Linked DNA regions of Homo sapiens: region 1 is linked to region 2. Evidence: read pairs that join two places in POLR2A ChIA-PET (ENCODE). Cell type or tissue: K562. All regions are shown on one strand. Each heading gives the region's core, and the rest is flanking DNA. Links, peaks and the distances in the headings are about the cores only.

The links. Peaks named below come from ENCODE experiments on the same cell type or tissue, not always from the same donor. Only the 100,000 strongest peaks of a DNase experiment are listed, where the experiment ranks them.
Region 1: POLR2A ChIA-PET joins it to region 2 with 5 read pairs; 3 of 35 experiments call an interaction of 5 or more read pairs at or near these places.

What each region holds. Positions count from the first base shown.
Region 1 is chr6:149,843,923-149,853,551 of GRCh38, forward strand. It overlaps LRP11 (LDL receptor related protein 11), which reads right to left. Exons shown (of 7, transcript NM_032832.6): 2 at 9,081-9,238. RAET1E-LRP11 (RAET1E-LRP11 readthrough) reads right to left here. Exons shown (of 15, transcript NR_182438.1): 10 at 9,081-9,238. LOC124901427 (a long non-coding RNA gene) reads left to right here and starts at 8,492. Exons shown (of 2, transcript XR_007059808.1): 1 at 8,492-8,642; 2 at 9,062-9,269. In K562, for the core only: no CTCF peak of the experiment used is centred there; a DNase peak (open chromatin) is centred at 3,819; H3K27me3 peaks cover 616 bases.
Region 2 is chr6:149,730,534-149,740,162 of GRCh38, forward strand. NUP43 (nucleoporin 43) reads right to left here. Exons shown (of 8, transcript NM_198887.3): 5 at 8,110-8,245; 6 at 5,938-6,089; 7 at 1,080-1,202. Among named protein-coding and RNA genes, the nearest start is that of NUP43, 11 kb to the right of the region's middle. In K562, for the core only: no CTCF peak of the experiment used is centred there; no DNase peak of the experiment used is centred there.

The DNA.
Region 1 (9,629 bases), core at 2,006-6,005, 110 kb after region 2:
GTCTCCTAGGTGTCAAGACCAACAATACTATTTTTAAAAAATCCATGCTTGGTTGGGCACGGTGGCTCATGCCTGTAATCCCAGCACTTTGGGAGGCCAAGGCGGGCGGATGATGAGGTCAGGAGATGGAGACCATCTTGGCCAACATGGTGAGACCCCATCTCTACTAAAAATACAAAAATCAGCTGGGCATGGTGGCGTGCGCCTGTAGTCCCAGGTACTCGGGAGGCTGAGGCAGGAGAATCGCTTAAAACTGGGAGACAGAGGTTGTAGTGTGCCAAGATCACCCACTGCATTCCAATCTGCTGACAGAGCAAGACTCCATCTCAAAAAAAAAAAAAAAAATCCATGTTTAACTGGCCCTCTTACTGTATCTGGCCATGCTGGCCACTTTGGCTGTTTGAAAACCCCTGCTTCCTTGGCCTCCTTTTCTATCCAAGTTCCCCCAGTCATTCATTGCAGAAGCCCTCCTGGGCTTCAGTTCTGATCACTCCCTAACCCAGGGCTCCATGCTTGCCCTCTGCTCTCCCAACATTCACAGGCAGCTTGCTGAGCATGCTGGAACAACAGCTTCTGAAGCTCAGCTCTGTGGTAGGATTTTGGGAGTCACTGCTGGACAGTCAGCCTGAAGACTGTTTTTCCAGCTCTCCTAATGATTCTATTACCTATTTAATATTCTATTTAAAAAAATTCCTTTCTGCTTAAATGAACTAGTCTGGATATTGTCCTCTGCAGAATGCTGACCATTTGACATTCTATTACATTGATGCGTTAATAATGGACTTTGGAAATTACAGAGGATGGGATTGTACTATTATAAGAACCATCTGCTTGTTTTTAATTAGGAAATCCTAGAATTTGGACTGACTTAGGCTTAGAGGATTTGTCAACATTACATATACACACCCATAGGATGCTTTACAATCATTTAGATATAATGAGATTACCGTGGTTGTCATATGTTATGCCACTTTAGCTAAGGTATGGATTTCCAGGTCCCAGCCTCAGAGAGTCAGAGTCAGTGGGTTGGTCAGGAGAGCAGGACCCAGGATTCTACACTTACCAAGCCCACCCAGGTGACCCATGATCACACTGAAAGAAACACTGGTGCGTGGTTAAGAGCACAGAACCCGGTGTCCAATAGACATGGGTTTGAATGCCAGCCCTACCCCGTACCAGCTGGCTGATGATGTACAAGTCACTTAACGTCTCCAAACCTCATTGTTTTCATTTGTAAAATGGAAGTAATAATAGCACCTACCTGATGAGGATCAAATAAGGTAACTCATGTAAAAGAGCTGGGCCTGGCCCATAGTAAGCGCTTAAATATATCCACCATCTCCACTGGTTGATTCTTATCTCTAACTGAACATTACACAATGACTCTTTACAGACAAAGAAACGAATCCCCGTGAAGTGATTTTCATTCACTGCGACAGTGACAGAATTGAGACCTCGAGTTGTAAAACAGTCTACACTGGCCTACAAGCTGTCCACCACTTTCCCTGCAAAAGCCTTACTTTGGAGGGCTGGCAATGACGGCCACCTGCCTTTTGTTGTTTATTTCAAAGAGATGTTAAGCAGTGCTCACTGCCACGCTGTTACATTACCTTCAGGCCCAACTACACTGACAGAATGCCAAACGGGTCATTTACGTGAGTGCTAAAATACTAAGGGCAGCAGAGAGAGCTCTAATGACAATAAGAGAACTTCCAAAGAGCCTGGAGTGGGCTGCTGATGCTAGGAATCAGAACCCACTGAAATAAAAGTGGAAGTCAGTCTGAGACAGGACAAGACCAGATAATGTCTTAATCTGATCAGATAAGACTTGGGGCTCAGGTCTTATCTGTCGGATAAGACCAGGTCTTATCTGGTCAGATAAGATCAGAGAATCAGATAAATAAGAGTGAAAACAAGACTAGAACTCTGGTTTGAGACCTCAAGATTGCATTTAATGATCCTTCTATCTCACCTCCAATCCATCAGGAATTTCCATGGGGTCTGCCTTAAAAACACATCCAGAATTTGACCATGTATCACCCTGTCCGCGGGTACCACCTTGCTCTGACCCCAGCCTGTCTCTTGCCTGGGTCACTGCAGTGGCCAGGAGGCCTGAGCTCTGGGAAGACCAGGGTCTGCTGTCTCCTTTTTTCTGGAAACTTTTCCTCCCACCTTCATCCGCAGTGAGAGGAAGGTCAGTTATGGCCTCTTCCCATGGGCACCAGGCTGAACCAAGGCAAGACAAAGACAGGGCAAGGTGCAGGTGGTGAAGCTCAGAGCTGCATAAGTGGAGAGGTGGGCGGGTGTGTCACAGGCTCTGGCTCTCTTTAATCCTAGCTCGGAACCAGGCTGGTGGGCAGCAGTGCAATAGCTTATGCCCTCATTTACTGTCTCTTGGGACTTAGGAACACAAGGGAGCATGGCTGCAAATGACAGGCATGCTGGAGTATGTCTAGGTGAGACCCTGCAGCCTTCAGTCAAGTAAGGTGACACAAGAAAGCTGCTCTGTCCCAGCTGCTCCGCCTGAAAGCAGACAAGAAGCCCTGAGACTGCCAGGGAGCAGCAGGTGCTGGCCCCCTGCCATGGTATGTGAGTGGAGGCGTGGGCTGCAGGATTGATTCGGAGCAGAGATTTAGAAGGTTGGTGTGACGGGGATGCTGAGTCATGACCAGATTCTGAGAGTGGCCATCGGAGTGGAGACAAAGTTAACAGAGATTTTAAAAAACACCAAGGGGCCGGGCACAGTGGCTCACGCCTGTAATCTCACCACTTTGGGAGGCTGAGGTGGGTGGATCAGTTGAGGCCAGGAGTTTGAGACCAGCCTGGCCAACAATGGTGAAACCCCATCTTTACTAAAAATACAAAAATTAGCCAGGTGGTGCATGCCTGTAGTCCCAGCTACTTGGGAGGCTGAGGCATGAGAAACTCTTGAACCCAGGAGGCAGAGGTTGCAGTGAGCCAAGATTGCACCACTGCACTCTAGCCTGGGTGACAGAGCGAGATCCTATCTCAATATAAAATAAAATAAAATAATAGAATAGAATAGAATAGAATAGAATAGAATAGAATAGAATAGAATAGAATAGAATAGAATAAACCAAGGAAGCACTGAGGCCAGGGAGCTGGGTGTACCATCCATGAGGCTGCTGGCGTCACCCTGTGCCAGAGCTCCCTGCAAAAGTCAGTGAGTCACTGAGCTTCTGGGTGTCAAAGCTCAGAGTGCCAATGTCAGACTAAACTCTGCAGGCCTGCGGTTCACTAGCAAGCCTCTTGTCAACACTGGGGCTGAAAGGACAGAGCATCCCTGGGTCAGGGGCCATCCTCACACCTGGCCTTGGCATGCTTCCCCCCTGCCTGCCCAGGCACTGCCTCTCTGATACAGGCAACACTGGGTCCAGATGCAGATGATGATATCACCTCAGCCTCCTGAGCACACTCCAGTTTAGATCTATCCAGATTGAATGTCCCTTCCCTAGCTCTTTTAGCTAACGAGAGCTGTCTCTCCTGCATTCAGATATTTAGAAGATGTAGAACTGTCACACGGATGCTTTCCCTTTAAGGGCCCAGGTGACCCTTCTATACATTTTCTCCCATTAGGATGACACTGGAGAGAGGGTTTACAGTGTTTCACAGACATGTTCCAAGTATCAGGATAAAAAACTATCTATATATGTACACACAACATATCCAATTTGTAACTTGGAAAAAGACATGATCATAAACCAGGAGCTCCCAATCTCTGCTCAAGATCCCTGTTCAGCAGTAACAGCCTTTGGTGGTTGGCTTCTGGCCAAATCAATGAATGACTCAGCCTGTTGTCTGACTCAACCCCATCTTCCTAGCTAGGAATTCAGTGGCTAGCAATACACGTTTGGGCTTCTCATATATGTCTAAACTAAATTACACACACACACACACACACACACACACACACACACACACACACACACACACACATTGTATATACTTGGTTACAAAGACTTAGTAATACCTGTCTATTTAAAAAAATTATGTACAGCAGGTAGGCCAGGATGCAGTTAGTTTTAATTTAATAATGAAGTTGTTGGTTTAAATAATGCCCATCCTTTAGCAAGCTTCCTTACGTGTGGTTTTCTGAAGTCACTGCTGTAGACTGAATGGCTGAGTGCCCTCCCAAGGTCACATGTTCAAACCTAACGCCCAGTGTGATGGCGTTTGGAGATACGTGCTCATGAATGAGGTTAGTGCCCTTATAAAAGAGGTCCCATGTTATTAAAAAGTAAAAAACAAAACAAAACAAAAAAAACCCCACCAGATGCTGGTGAGGTTGTGGAGCAAAGGGAACACTTACACACTGCTGGTGGGAGTGCAAATTAGTTCACCCATTGTGAAAAGTGGTGTACTGTGGAAAGTGGTGTGACAATTCCTCAAATAACTAAAAACAGAACTATCATTTGACCCAGCAATCCCATTACTAGGTATATACCCAAAGAATACAAACTGTTCTACTATAAAGACACATGCATGCATACGTTCACTGCAGCGCTATTCACAATAGCAAAGATATGGAATCAACCTAAATGCCCATCAACGGTAGACTGGATGAAGAATATGTGGTACATATACACCATGGAATACTATGCAGCCATACAAAACAACAAGATCATGTCCTTTGTAGGAACATGGATGCAGCTGGAGGTCCTTATTCTCAGCAAACTAATGCAAGAACAGAAAACCAAATACCACATGTTCTCACTTATAAGTGGGAGCTAAATGAGAACACATGGACAGAGAAAGGGGAACAGCACAACGCTGGGACCTACTTGAGGGTGGAGGATGGAAGGAGGGAGAGGTTTAGAAAAAAAACAAAACTGCTGGGTAATATGCTTAATACCCAGGTGAGGATATAATCTGTACACCAAGCCCCTAAGTCATAAGTTTATCTATATAACAAACCTGCACATGTACCCCTTAACCTAAAAGTTAAAATATGTTTAAATATAAAATAAAAGAGGCCCCAGAGGGCTGCCTTGCCTCTGTTGCCATATGAGGACACAGTGAGAAGATGGCTGGTTATAAAATAAGAAATGGGTCCTCACTAGACGCCAAAGCTGATTGTACCTTGATTTTGGACTTCCCAGCATCCAGAACTGAAAGAAATTCATTTCTGCTCTTTAGAAGCCACCCAGTCATGGTGTTTTATTATAGCAGACCAAATGGACTAAGATAATCATTTAGAAAATTTTAAGCAACTGACGAATGTAAATCAATATACTGATTTATGAATTCCAAATCTCCTGAATGTCCTACTTTGTATCATGTTCCTAAATGTCATATTTTACATTCTGACTTCAGATTTAAATGTATTATGTTTAATAACCATGAAAGTCAGCATCATTTAATGGGTTGCCTGAAAAATATGTGTCATCTTGCATTTTGATGTATTATAAATATTCAGTTAAGTGGATGTAAAATATCCTGTTCAAGGGCATAAAATATATAACTTTAAATCCAGTGGATAGCCTCTTGGTTCTGACCAATCATCCATTCTGTCTTCACAAATGAAAAAGACAGATCAGGTGCTGTGGCTCATGCCTGTAATTTCAACACTTTGGGAGGCCAAGGAGGGAGGATTGCTTGAGCCCAGGAGTTTGAGATCAGCCTGGGCAGCATAGTGAGACCTCATCTCTACAAAAAGTTAAAAAAAAAATTAGCCATGACTATAGTCCCAGCTACTCAGTAGGCTGAGGTGGGAGGACTGCTTGAGGCTGCAGTGAGCTATGATTGTGCCACTCACTGCACTCCAGCCTGGGCAACAGAGACCCTGTCAATGAATGAATGAATGAATAAACGAATGAATGAGACAAGTCAGGAACATGAGCTTTCCTGTATGCTTAGTGCCTAGTACAGTACTGGACACATACCAGATGCTTAAAAATTAACTATTAATTGTTTCATAACTAATCTGACAGCATAATTCCTTGCAGGTTGAATACCTGTCTGGGTCACTTGGACATGAAAAGATGGGCCCTAGAAGCTGATCTTAAAGTATCACGAGGCAAAGGGAGAGATCACTACTCTGCCTGAGAACAGACAGCAAGGGTGAGGAGCCCGTGCAGATGGTGGAGAGCAGGGGAGATGAGAGGAGGGATGAATGGCTCAAGAAGAGGAGGAGATGGGCGCTCAGGGGAAAGCCCAATCAATGGACACTCTTGGGTGCTAGGGACAGTCAAGGGACTTAGGAACAAGGGCATCCAATAACAGGTTTTAACTTAACTATTTTGCTGTGTGACTGCCCTCCCTCTATTCTCAACAACCTTCAAACTTAGCCCCATTTTGCAGCTTGAGGGCGGAGTGCATCAGTGTTCCAGTCAGCAGGAAGCCATTCTCAGAGAAAAAGGAATTTGATTTGAGAGGCCCAATTCTCCTGGCAGAAATGTTGGGGTGTGAAATAAGGCTGCTCAAGTTAAAGGGATCAGAGGCATAGCTCCTGAGGGTTAATTACTGTTAAAGGAAAATTCTCAAAATAGTAAAGCTATGACTGTCACACAAATATAATATGAATATTTTTCAAAGACATTAGTTAAAGAGGGAACCAATAAGGTGTTCAACTGATTTAAAGAATCTGAAGACTACACATATACAGGCAATCATGAATGCCAAAAAGAAGTTGCTAGGAGATGCAAAACTGAAATGGGTTTGCTAATCAGTACTGAAATGAATCTACTAATAGATCGGTTAGTATCTACATGTACTAAAATGTCATGTTTGAAATCTTATTTTCTCTAGGGTGAAAGTCAATTACCCCTATATACCTAATTTTCTTTTGCATTTCTATGGACAAGAATCATTTGGTTACTATCAGTTTTCTGCAACTTATAGATGTTAACCCTGAAGGATCCACTAACCAACCCAGCATTCCATTGAAAGGTACTTAGTAATCTTTTGCCCACCTCAAAGTCTTCCACAATGTTTCCTGACAGTCTTCATCCACCAAATGGGGATGTGCCTACAAGTGAGGGTGTCCAGTGGATTACAGATCTCTCTAAGCTGCCTGGCACTCAGTGGGTGCTCAATCCGTGGGGGCTTTGATTATGATGAAGTCTCAGCAGGATGAGTGTTAACTTTGGGTGACATTCATGAATGTATATCATTCTAAGACAGTCACAAATTGGTAACAGATGTTTCCCCTAGTACAGGCCCTGTCATTTAGATGATGGCTTCATAACTTGAGGTCTACCTGCCGTCACTGTTATACACGATTGGGAACTGGTTCAGAGTTTCCTCTTGAAGGCAAGAAAAATGCAGCACGAACCCACTGTGTGATGCAGCTACTGACACAGTTCATGTAACGAAGCTCATTAATAGAAGGAGAGGCAATATCTGGATCACAGTAGGTAATGAATGAGTCAGAAAACCAAAGCTTAAATATGGGGTTCAATTAGGGGTATTAGATGTTAAGAAGGGTATGGATTAATATGAGAAAATCCAGACAAGGCAGGATAGTGGCGGGCCTGAAAAATCAATTCATATGAGGAACATCTGACAAACTGTGGGGTGCTGAGTTCTGAGAACAGCATACCAATTGGTGATGTTCTTTCTTTCTTTCTTTCTTTTTTTCAAAGACTTCCAAAGCTTTTACACAGGATAAAAAGATGAGTTCAGTGTTTTTCCAAAGGGAAGACCCAACACCAATGCACAGAAGTAAGGGGAGGCGTAGCCTGCTTGCCCAACACAGTGATGAGTAATGTCATGGACATGATGTGAAGTAGTGAGCTTCTGCCCTTGGAAAAGTCAGACAGATGGCAGATGAGCCTTGGAAGGGGTGTTGTGGAAGGCACTCTTGTTTGGAGGAGAGGCTGGGAAGGATGCTGGGTGTATTAGTCCATTCTCACACTGCTACAAAGAACTGCCCGAAACTGGGTAATTTACAAAGGAAAGAGGTTTAATTGACTCATAGTTCCACATGGCTGGGGAGGCCTCAGGAAACTTACTAGTATAATCACCGCAGAAGGCAAAGGGGAAGCAAGGCACCTTCTTCACAAGGTGGCAGGAGAAACAACCAAATACTTATAAAACCAGCAGATCTTGCGAGAACTCACTCACTATCATGAGAATAGCATGGGGGTGACTGCCTCCATAATTCAGTAACCTCCACCTGGTCTCTCCCTTGACACGTGGAGATTATGGGGATTACAATTCAAGATGAGATTTTTGGGTGGGGACAAAGGCAAACCATACTGGACGAGGGTGAGTCCAATTCTAATGCAATATAATCAGGGAGTAAAATCACTCTTACTTAAACCAGTGATGAGGGACTTCCAGATTTGTTTTTGTTTTGGTTCCAGTAGAGTACAAATCAGTGCCTCCTTACCTCACCCTCTTTCTCCACTTCCTCTAACTGAAGTGGTTTGGATGCAGTTTATCTGCCTAAGCCAGGAAGTGCTTATTTGCCTAAGCCAGGAATCCACCCTGAGAGGGTGAATAAAAAGCCACTTGTCTCACCACCCAAGACTTCCTGAGCATAGGCAGCCACCAGCCACATGGCTGATTTCCATCGGCGGCTATCCCAGGAGCCCCGGGCAGGAGCCCCGGGCAGGAGCACCGCATGCTGGCCTCCCTCCCTCACAGGCTCGGTGTGCCCCAGCAGACCTAGCTGCCAGGTAAGCTGTCTACTTTCCGGCTCATGTGAAGGATAAGTTCATCCTATTGTTATTGTCCTCTTTAGACTCCTTTGTAGTTTCAAATTTTCTACCTGGATCTTGAGCTCAGAAAAAGAAATAGAACTTTAAAAAAGTAATCTGAGTCATTAAAACAAAGCATGAGCCTTCTTCCTTGAAGTGTCTTTGTCCTCTAGACAAGTCACAAACAGCAGCTAGAAGGAGGGTAGGCTCCAAGACAAATGATCGAGATTGCTGCTCACTCTCAGCAGAAAAGCACATTGAGATAATAAACCATTTTGGCATAATCAGTTTTATACAGTCTCCATTTTATGCCTTCTGCTAGCGTACAGACATTTAGGGAGCATGAAGTGGCAGGACATTACAAAAGACCACTTCACTGAAATACTCGTTTTTGTTAGCAGTGACAACATGCGTTACCTTCATGTCCACTGACGGGTCCCCCTGCAGCAGTGCCCACTCATACTGGACGATGGCGTGGTCATCTGTGCTCTCGCGGCCGTCTAGAACCACCCCGTCTGTGGGCAGATGCAGAACCACATCCTGCCCAGCCTTGCTAAGTGGAGGCGCATCCTTTTCTGAGAAAGAAAATAAATAATTCATAAAAGATGATTTCTTATTTTTTCTAATTTATGGAGAGGTATCTTGTTTGCTGAATAGATATGATTCGGCAAATAACTGCTAAGAGAATCCATATTAAATGGAAATTATTTTTCTATTTATTTTATGATCGTGGAATTTAGCTATAATATGCGCAGAAGAGGCTGTGTGGAGTGTTGGCTGGTAGCGATTTTGGGTACAAGGCAGCATACGAGGTCCCACCAATGTGTAAATATGGAGAAGCAGTTTTATTTTCTAGAGTGGATTTTTCACTTAATTTTAAAATCACTTAAGTTCAAAATACTGTTAAATAAATTTATTTTAAAAGATTATTATTATTTTGAGATGGAGTTTTGCTCTTGTCACCCA
Region 2 (9,629 bases), core at 2,239-6,238:
TCAGATTTCAAGCCCTGTGATACTCAAATTTACTCTGAGGCAAGAGAATAAAAATGTTTTGCCATTAAGTAAAAAATACGAGGATGTCTAATTTGGTATTTAAAAGTATAAAATGGCTGGGTACAGCCAGCTCATGCTTATAATTGCAATACCTCGGGAGGCCCAGGCAGGAAGATTGCTTGAGCTCAGGAGTTTGAGAGCAGCCTGGGCAGCATAGTGAGAGCTCATCTCTACAAAAAAATTAAAAAAAAAAAATTAGCTGGTTGTGGTTGCAAGCATCTCTGGTCTTAGCTATTTGGGAGGCTGGGGCAGGAGGACCACTTAAGCCCAGGAGGGCGAGGATGTAGCGAGCTGTGATCATGCCACTGCAGTCCAGCCTGCATGTCAGAGTGAGACGCTGTCTCAAACAAAAAAAAAACAAAATAAAAGTATGATAAAATTACACATAACAGGCTGGGCACAGTGGCTCATGCCTGTAATCCCAGCACTTTGGGGAGGCTGAGGTGGTCAGATCACTTGAGGCCAGGAGTTTGAGACCAGCCTGGCCAACATAGCAAAACCCCATCTCTACTAAAAATACAAAAAAATTAGCCAGTTGTGGTGGCACACACCTGTAATCCCAGCTACTAGGGAAGCTAAGGCACAAGAAAAGCTTGAACCTGAGAGGCAGAGGTTGCAGTGAGCTGAGACTGCACCACTACACTCCATTCTGGGTGACTGAGTAAGACTCTGTCTCAAAAAAAAGGCCAGGTGTGGTGGCTCACTCCTGTAATCTCAGCACTTTGGGAGGCTGAGGCAGGCGGATCATTTGAGGTCAGGAGTTCGAGACCAGCCTGGCCAACATGGTGAAACCCCATCTCCACTAAAAATACAAAAAAATTAGCCGGGCACGGTGGTGCATGACTAGTAGTCCTGGCTACTCGGGAGGCTGAGGCACGAGAATCGCTTGAACCCAGGAGGCGGAGGTTGCAGTGAGCTGAGATCGTGCCACTGCATTCCAGCCTGGGTGATAGAGTGAGACTCTGTCTTAAAAAAAAAAAAAAAAAGTACACATAACAGTATTCATTAAAAAGTTTTACCTTGGTGAAAGAGTGACGACTTTTCAGGTACATCTGTGGAAGCATCCCAGTGCCAGAGGGATCCATCTTCAGAGCAGGTAAAAAGATGTTCTGGGTTGGATGGGTGAAAGTGAACTTCCCACACTAAGAGACAAGAATCAATAAGCTCATTCCTGTGCAGATTCGCTGAACAAACAACATTAAACCCCCATCTCTAGGCATCATCTTCCATTATCCTCCATCACATACCTTCGAGCCTCAAGTCTGTCCTAAAAATTAAAGGCTTCAGAATTAAAGAAAAGACATAATGTAACTTTCCAATGGCTATAACACATAGAAAGGAAAAAGAACACTTTAGGAGGCTAAGGCGGGTGGATCACCTGAGGTCAGGACCAGCCTGGGCAACATGGTGAAACACCATCTCTACTAAAAATACAAAAGTTAGCCAGGCGTGGTGGCGCGTGCTTGTAGTCCCAGCTACTTAGGAGGCTGAGACAGGAAAATCACTTGAACCTGGGAGGCGGAGGTTGCAGTGAGCCGAGCTCGCACCACTGCACTCCAGCCTGGGCGACAAAGTGAGACACTGTCTGAGAAAAAAAAAAAAAAAAGAAAAGAAAGGAAAAAGAAGCCAACTAAATTTGCGTACTGGGCAAGGAAATAAATGAAAATAGTAGCCAGGCACAGTGGCTCATGCTTGTAATCCTAACACTTTGGGAGGCCAAGGTGGGTGGATCACTTGAGGTCAGGAGTTCAAGACCAGCCTGGCCAACGTGGTGAAACTCCGTCTCTACTAAAAATACTAAAAATTAGCCAGGCATGGTGGTGGGTGCCTATAATCCCAGCTACTCAGGAGGCTGAGGCAGGAGAATCGCTTGAACCCGGGAGGCAGAGGTTGCAATGAGCCAACATCACACCATTGCACTCCAGTCTGGGCAACAAGAGTGAGACTCTGTCTCAAGGAAAAAAAAAAATGTCCAGGCGCAGTGGCTCATGCCTGTAATCCTACCACTTTGGGAGGCCGAGGTGAGTGGATCACCTGAGATCTGGAGTTCAAGACCAGCTAACCAACATGGTGAAACCCCATCTCTACCAAAAATACAAAAAATTAGCCCGGCGTGGTGGCAGGTGCCTGTAATCCCAGCTACTTGGGAGGGTGAGGTAGGAGAATTGCTTGAACCCGGGAGGCAAGGTTGCAGTGAGCTGAGATTGCATCACTGCACTCCAGCCTGGGCAAAAAGAGCAAAACTACGTCTCAAAAAAAAGAAAAGAAAATCATTGCTAAAACATTTAACCCTATTACTTTATGAAAAAGCTTATTTTATTTTATTTTTATTTTTTTAAATAGAGACAGGGTTTTGCTATGTTGTCTACCTTGGTCTTCTACTCCTGGCGTCAAGCAATCCTCCTGCCTCAGCCTCCCAAAAGTGCTGGAATTATAGGTGTGTGCCCAGCTAGGAATGACTGTCTTTTACGGAAAAGTTTTTTTTTAAATTGGTAAGTTGTCTTATTTTTCAATTCCTGTGTCATTAATATATGAAGATTATATTATTGGAAAAACTGAGAAAGATCCTAATGAAATATAAAAATGAATTTCTAAGAGGCAATATCCAATATTGGTTAATGCCAAGATTCTGAATACTTCTGGTCTTTATCACAGAAATAGCAACTGACTTCTACCAAACCAAAATTTGGAAATGTTCCAAGAATTTGGATCCAGTCTCAGATGGAGGGCTTTTTATTTTTTATTTGTTGATTATTTATCAAGAAAAACTATTTCTTAGCCCACATATGTATGCTTCATACTTTAGGAACATAGGTCAGTGACAAACTTCTACATAATTCAACTCAAAGAAATTCTCTCTCTCTTTTTGAAACAGGGTCTTGCTCTGGCGCCCAGGCTGGAGTGCAGAATGGCATGGTCATGGCTCACTGCAGCCTTGACCTCCAAGGCTTAAGCAATCCGCCTATCTCAGCCTCCTGAGTAGCTAGGACTACAGGTATGTATCACCATACCTGGCTAACTTTTGTATTTTTAACAGACATGGGGTTTCTCCATGTTGCCCAGGCTGGTCTCAAACAACTGGGCTCAAGAGATCTGTTTGCCTTGGACTCCCAAAGTGCTAAAATTACAGGCATGAACTACCGTGCCCAGCCCCAAAGAAATTCTATATATTCCAAAATCACTTTCAATTCTGAAAGATACCAGTCTTCCTCATTTCCTCAAAATCTGTTTTGTTTTGTTTTTTTTTTGAGACGGAGTTTCACTCTTGTTGCCCAGGCTGGAGTGCAATGGTGCGATCTTGGCTCACCACAACCTCTGCCTCCCAGGTTCAAGTGACTGTCCTGCCTCTGCCTCCCTAGTAGCTGGGATTACAGGCATGTGCCACCACGCCCGGCTAATTTTGTATTTTTAGTAGCGACGGGCTTTCTCCATGTTGGTCAGGCTGGTCTCGAACTCCTGACCTCAGGTGATCCACCTGCCTCGGCCTCCCAAAGTGCTGGGATTACAAGCATAAGCCACCGCCCCCGGCCATCATTTCCTCAAAATCTTTTATGGAATCATAATTTCTATAGAAATCTAATAATAAAAAAAATTAGCTAGGTGTAGTGGCATATACCTGTAGTCCCAGCTACTCAGAAGGGCAAGGCAAGAGGATCACTTGACCCCAGGAGGTTGAGGCTTAAGTGAGGTACCATGCCACTGCACTCCAGCCTGGGCAACATATTGAGACCCTGTCTCTACAAAAAATAAAAAATTAGCCGGGTGTAGTAGGGGTGCGTGCCTGTAGCCTCAGCTACTCGGGAGGCTGAGGTGGGAGGACTGATTGAGCCAGGGAGGCAAGGCTGAGGCTGCAGTGGGCTGTGATCATGCCACTGCATTCCAACCTGGGTGAGAGAGACCCCATTTTTAAAAAAATATATAGGGCCGGGCGCAGTGGCTCACACCTGTAATCCCAGCACTTTGGGATGCCAAGGCAGGCAGATAACCTGAGGTCAGGAGTTTGAGACCAGCCTGGCCAACATGGTGAAACCCCATTCCTACTAAAAATACAAAAATTAGCTAGGCATGGTGGCAAATGCCTTTAGTCCCAGCTACTAGGGAGGCTGAGGCAGAAGAATGGCTTGAACCCAGGAGGCAGAGGTTTCAGTGAACCGCGATTGTGCCACTGCACTCCAGCCTGGGCGACAGAACAAGACTCTGTCTCAAAAAAAAAAAAAAAAAAGGATAATCCATTCTGGCATGATATCAAAGACAGAGTGAGAAAATGAAAAATTTCTGTCCGGCTAAATCATCTCCACCAGAATCAAAAGAAAAAAAAAAGCTTATAAATCTATTGTTCATGTTAAAAAAAATGATGTGATGCAACAATAAATTGAGGAGCACAACATTTATTAACAAATATGACAGCCTGCATTTGCATGGGAAAAGGGCATTCTTGCACACTTCACTATGGCATATAAAATGGTATGATTTTTATCACTTTTCAGGGAGTGGGGTCTCACTATATTGTCCAGGCTGGAGTGCATAGGTGCAATCATAATGCACTACAGCCTTGAATTCCTGGACTCAAGCAATCCTCCTGCCTCGGCCTCCTGAGAAGCTGGTGCATGCCACTCACCTGGATTAAACTAGTATTATTAACTTTTTAAAGAGGTTATGTTGCCTAAGCTGGCCTCAAACTCTCAGGCTCAAGCAATCTTCCTGCCTCAGGCTCCTGAGTAGGAGGAGCCTGGAACTACAGGCATGTGCCAATGTGCCTGGCTTAAACTGGTATTATTTTTGTGTAGAAAAATCTGTCAATGCGCTATGCAAAATGTTTGGCCTAGCAATTCTACTTCTAAAAAATTATCCTAAGAAAATAAGTACATAAGGCTGGGCATGGGCATAATGGCTATGCCCAGCACTTTGGGAGAATCGTGTAAGTCCAGGAGTTCAAGGCTGCAATGAGCTATGATCACACCACTACTGCACTCTGGCCTAGGCAACAGAGAGAGACCCTGTCTCCAAAAAAAAAAAAAAAAAAAAAACACACACAGAGATAAATATCTAAGGATTCTAACTACAGTTTTGGATATAAGAATTAAACCTGTGGTTGATGTGGTGGCTCATAACTCATACCTGTAATCTCAGCACTTCCTGAGGATCACTTGAGCCCAGGAGTTTGAGACCAGCCTGGGCAATAAAGTGAAACCCCATATCTACAAAAAAAAAAACAAACAACAACAAAAAATCAGCTAGGCATGGTGACACACACCTATAGTCCTATCTACTTGGGAGGCTGATGCGGGAGGATCACCTGAGCCCTGGAAGTCAAGGCTGTAGTGAGCCGTGACTGCACCACTGCACTCCAGCCTGGGCGACAGAACCAGACCCTGTCTCTTTAAAAAAAAAAAAAAAAAAAAAACCAGGCACGGCGGCTCATGCCTGTAATCCCAGCACTTTAGGAGGCCGAGCTGGGCAGATCACCTCAGGTCAGGAGTTCAAGACCAGCCTGACCAACATGGAGAAACCCAGTCTCTACTAAAAATATAAAATTAGCCAGGTGTGGTGGTGCATGCCTGTAATCCCAGCTACTCGGGAGGCTGAGGCAGGAGAATCGCTTGAACCCAGGAGGCAGAGGTTGCGGTGGGCCAAGATAGCGCCATTGCACTCCAGCCTGGGCAACAAGGGTGAATCTCCGTCTCCAAAAAAACAAAAACAAATGTTAAAGAACTTAAATGTCGAGTAAAAAGAAATTACATAACTATTTAAATTTACACAATTCAGCCATTAAAAGCTATGATGTAAAATGATCCACATGTATCATTATGGAAAGGTGCTTATTATATGTCATATAACTCACCCAATATAAACTTTCTGTATCTTCACAATACTTACTTTCAGCTTCATGAGCCTTCAGCAGAGATACAGGCATAGTACCTTGTCTAACATCCCAAATACTCAACATTCCATCTTGGCCACCAGTAGCTACAACATGCTGTTGGTTGGGATGTCTATCAACACAGTGGAGTGGCACTCGGTCACCAGTCCTTTTGTGGGAGATAACAATGACGTCAAAATCAAATAAAGTATAATTTATCTTTGTGTAACACAGGAAACACGTTTTTTGTTTGTTTTGAGACAAGGCCTCACTTACCCAGGCTGGAATGCAGCGCTGCAATCATTGCTTACTGTAGGCTCAAACTCCCTGGGCTCAGGTATCCTCCCACCTCAGCCTCCTGAGTTGCTGGGAGTACATGTGTGTACCATCATGCCTGGTTAACTTTTTGTATTTTTGTAGAGATGGGGTTTCTCCATGTTGCCCAGGTTGGTCTCAAACTCCCAGGCTCCAGTGATCTAGCCACCCTGGCCTTCCAAAGTGCTGGGATGACTGGTAACCGTGCCCAGCCTGTTTTTTTTTGTTTATTTTTTAAGAGACCAGGCTCAGTGGCTCACACCTGTAATCCCAGCACTTTGGGAGGCCAAGGCAGGTGGATGACTTGAGGTTCAAGACCAACCAGGCCAAAATGGCGAAACCCCATCTCTACTAAAAATACAAAAACTAGCCAGGCATGGTGGCACATGCCTGTAGTTCCAGCTACTTGGGAGGCTGAGGCATGAGAATCGCCTGAACCCAGTAGGCAGAAGTTGCAGTGAGCCAAGATCATGCCACTGCACTCCAGCCTGGGTGACAGAGTAAGACTCTGTCTCAAAGAAAAAAAAAAAAAAGAGAGACAGGGTCTTGTCTTGTCACCCAGGCTACAGTGCAATGGCCTATCTACAGCTTGCTGCAAGCTGGGCTCAAAAGAGCCTTTTGCCTCAGCCTCCCAAGTAGCTAGGACTACAGGCACATGCTACCGTGCCAGGCTATTTTAAGAAATTTTGGTAGAGATGGGGTCTCACTGTGTTGCCCTAGCTGGTCTCAAACTTCTCACCGCAGATAATCCTTCCAAAATGTTGGGATTACAGGCATGAGTCACCATGCTCAGCCAAGAAACATGTTTTATATGGTAACTAAGTGTCAACTTAGTGGCTGGAGCTACTGGCTGAATCTTTTTTTTATTTGAGACAGAGTTTTGTTCTTGTTGCCCAGGCTGGAGTGCAATGGCACGATCTTAGCTCACTGCAAACTCTGCCTCCCAGGTTCAAGTGATTCTCCTGCAAACTCTGCCTCCCAGGTTCAAGTGATTCTCCTGCAAACTCTGGCTCCCAGGTTCAAGTGATTCTCCTGCCTCAGCCTCCTGAGTAGCGGGGTCTATAGGCACGTGCCACCATGCCTGGCTAGTTTTTGTATTTTTAGTAGAGACGGGGTTTCACTGTGTTGGCCAGGCTGGTATTGAACTCCTGACCTCAAGTGATCTGCCTGCCTCGGCCTCCCAAAGTGCTGGGATTACAAGCATGAGCAACCACGCCCAGCCTGGCTGAATCTTAATGATACCAAAAAAAATGAACTAAATTAGATATATTTCTAAATAGTACAATTTTGAAATAATTCAAGGCCACAATTATTCATTTTCACTTCAATTTGGAGACATGGAATGAAAGACAATCCGATGGTAAGATGTACAAATCACATTTCCACTTGTTAAATTATTTAAAAACTCATACATCAATTATATACTAAATATTATTTATCATCTTATTTAATGCTTAGTTTATGTAACTATTTTTTCAGTGTGACACATTCTATTTTCTTACGAGAGAACGTTGTACACCTACAAAGGGGGATTTCTGCTCAGAAAAAATATTTGGAATTATATTTTTCCCCCAATCATTACATCTGGAGTATATTTTATCCATTAAACAATCATTGAAAGAGCAGAAATAAGTTCTCCATGAAATAATACAAACTTCAAAGAGTAAAGGCTCTGAATCACTATAACAAATAATTACTAAATGAAGCATAGTAGTACCAACCCCGTCAAGTTATGCTTGCTCTACCAAATTTTAATCAGGGATCTCCCTCTTAAAATGCAATTAAAATTCAATATGGCTTAAAGCCAGTAGCTATAAACAACCTAACACATTAATTTGTGGATTACATTACTGAAATTACAAATCAACACTTACAGTGACAATATCTGAGAAGGCTCATTTCCTTGTTGTCTGAAATCCCATATTTTCAACTGTCCAATTGAATTTACAGTAAGAATCTCAGGAGTTCGAAGAAAGGTTACAGCATGGAGTGTACTACTATCTGCATTGTCTAAAAATTTAAAAAATGGTAGTATGTGTTAATGAGTCCCCTTTTTTTCCCAAGAAAATCTTAAATCACACTCCTTTCATGGATTGATATATTACAATTTCCAGTAACTTATAATTTAAATTTCTATAGAAAAATGCATGGTTAATGTATATGTTTAAATGGATTCTCTTTGGATGGGAAAAACATTTACTCACAGGACATCTGAACTGTTTTCTGTTTCTTTTTTTTTTTTTTGCTCGTTGCCCAGGCTGGACTGCAATGGCGCGATCTCGGCTCACCGCAATCTCCACCTCTCGGATTCAAGCTATTCTCCTGCCTCAGCCTCCCAAATAGCTGGGATTAGAAATGTGCCACCACACCCAGCTAATTTTGTATGTTTAGTAGAGACTGGGTTTCTCCATGTTGGTCAGGCTGGTCTCGAACTCCCGACCTCAGGTGATCCACCAGCCTCGGCCTCCCAAAATGCTGGGATTACAGGCTTGAGCCACCACGCCTGGCCTACTGTTTTCTTTTTCTTTTTGTTTTTTGAGATGGATCTCGCTCTGTCACCCAGGCTAGAGGGCAGTGGCGTACTCTGGGCTCACTACAACCTCCGCCTCCCAGGTTCAAGCGATTCTCTTGCCTCGGCCTCTCTAGTACCTGGGATTACAGGTACATGCCACCATGCCTGGCTAATTTTTGTATTTTTAGTAGAGACGGAGTTTCACCATGTTGGCCAGGCTGGTCTCGAACTCCTGAGCTCAGGTGATCCGCCTCACTCAGCCTCCCAAAGTGCTAGAATTACAGGCATGACCCACCAGGCCCAGCCTTGAACTGTTTTCTAAATGGAAGGCTGAGTTTTCATACATTTCTTTTTAACTCTTAAGATTGTTACCCTGCATTTCTGAGAGAGTTGTTCAAGCTCCTCTAAACCCAATCTTACTTCCCACTAGTCCCTGACCTAGAACTTCCATTCTATTGAGCCAAACTCCAGTGCTTCCTACAGAGCTCATTCTAACCTTGTATTATTCTGCAGACTCATCCCAAATCTACTCATTTTCACCCTCATCAACTCTCGCCCTCTCCATGAAGTCACTCCTTATTGTCATAATGGTCCTTTTTGTTGATTTCCTAGTGTTTAGAACTTATGCCTCATAATTTAACATATACTTTATGGACTTTAGTTTGTGCCACTCCTCTACACTGCCACCAGGCAATGGTCATTAATTAACAAATAAGTAATGTCGCCCAGTGCAGTGGGTCATGTCTGTAATCTCAGCACTTCGGGAGGCCGAGGTGGGCAGACCACTTGAGCCCAGGAGTTTGACACCAGCCTGGGCAACATGGTGAAACCTCGTTTCTACAAAAATTAGCTGGGCATGGTGGTGTGCATCTGTAGTCCCAC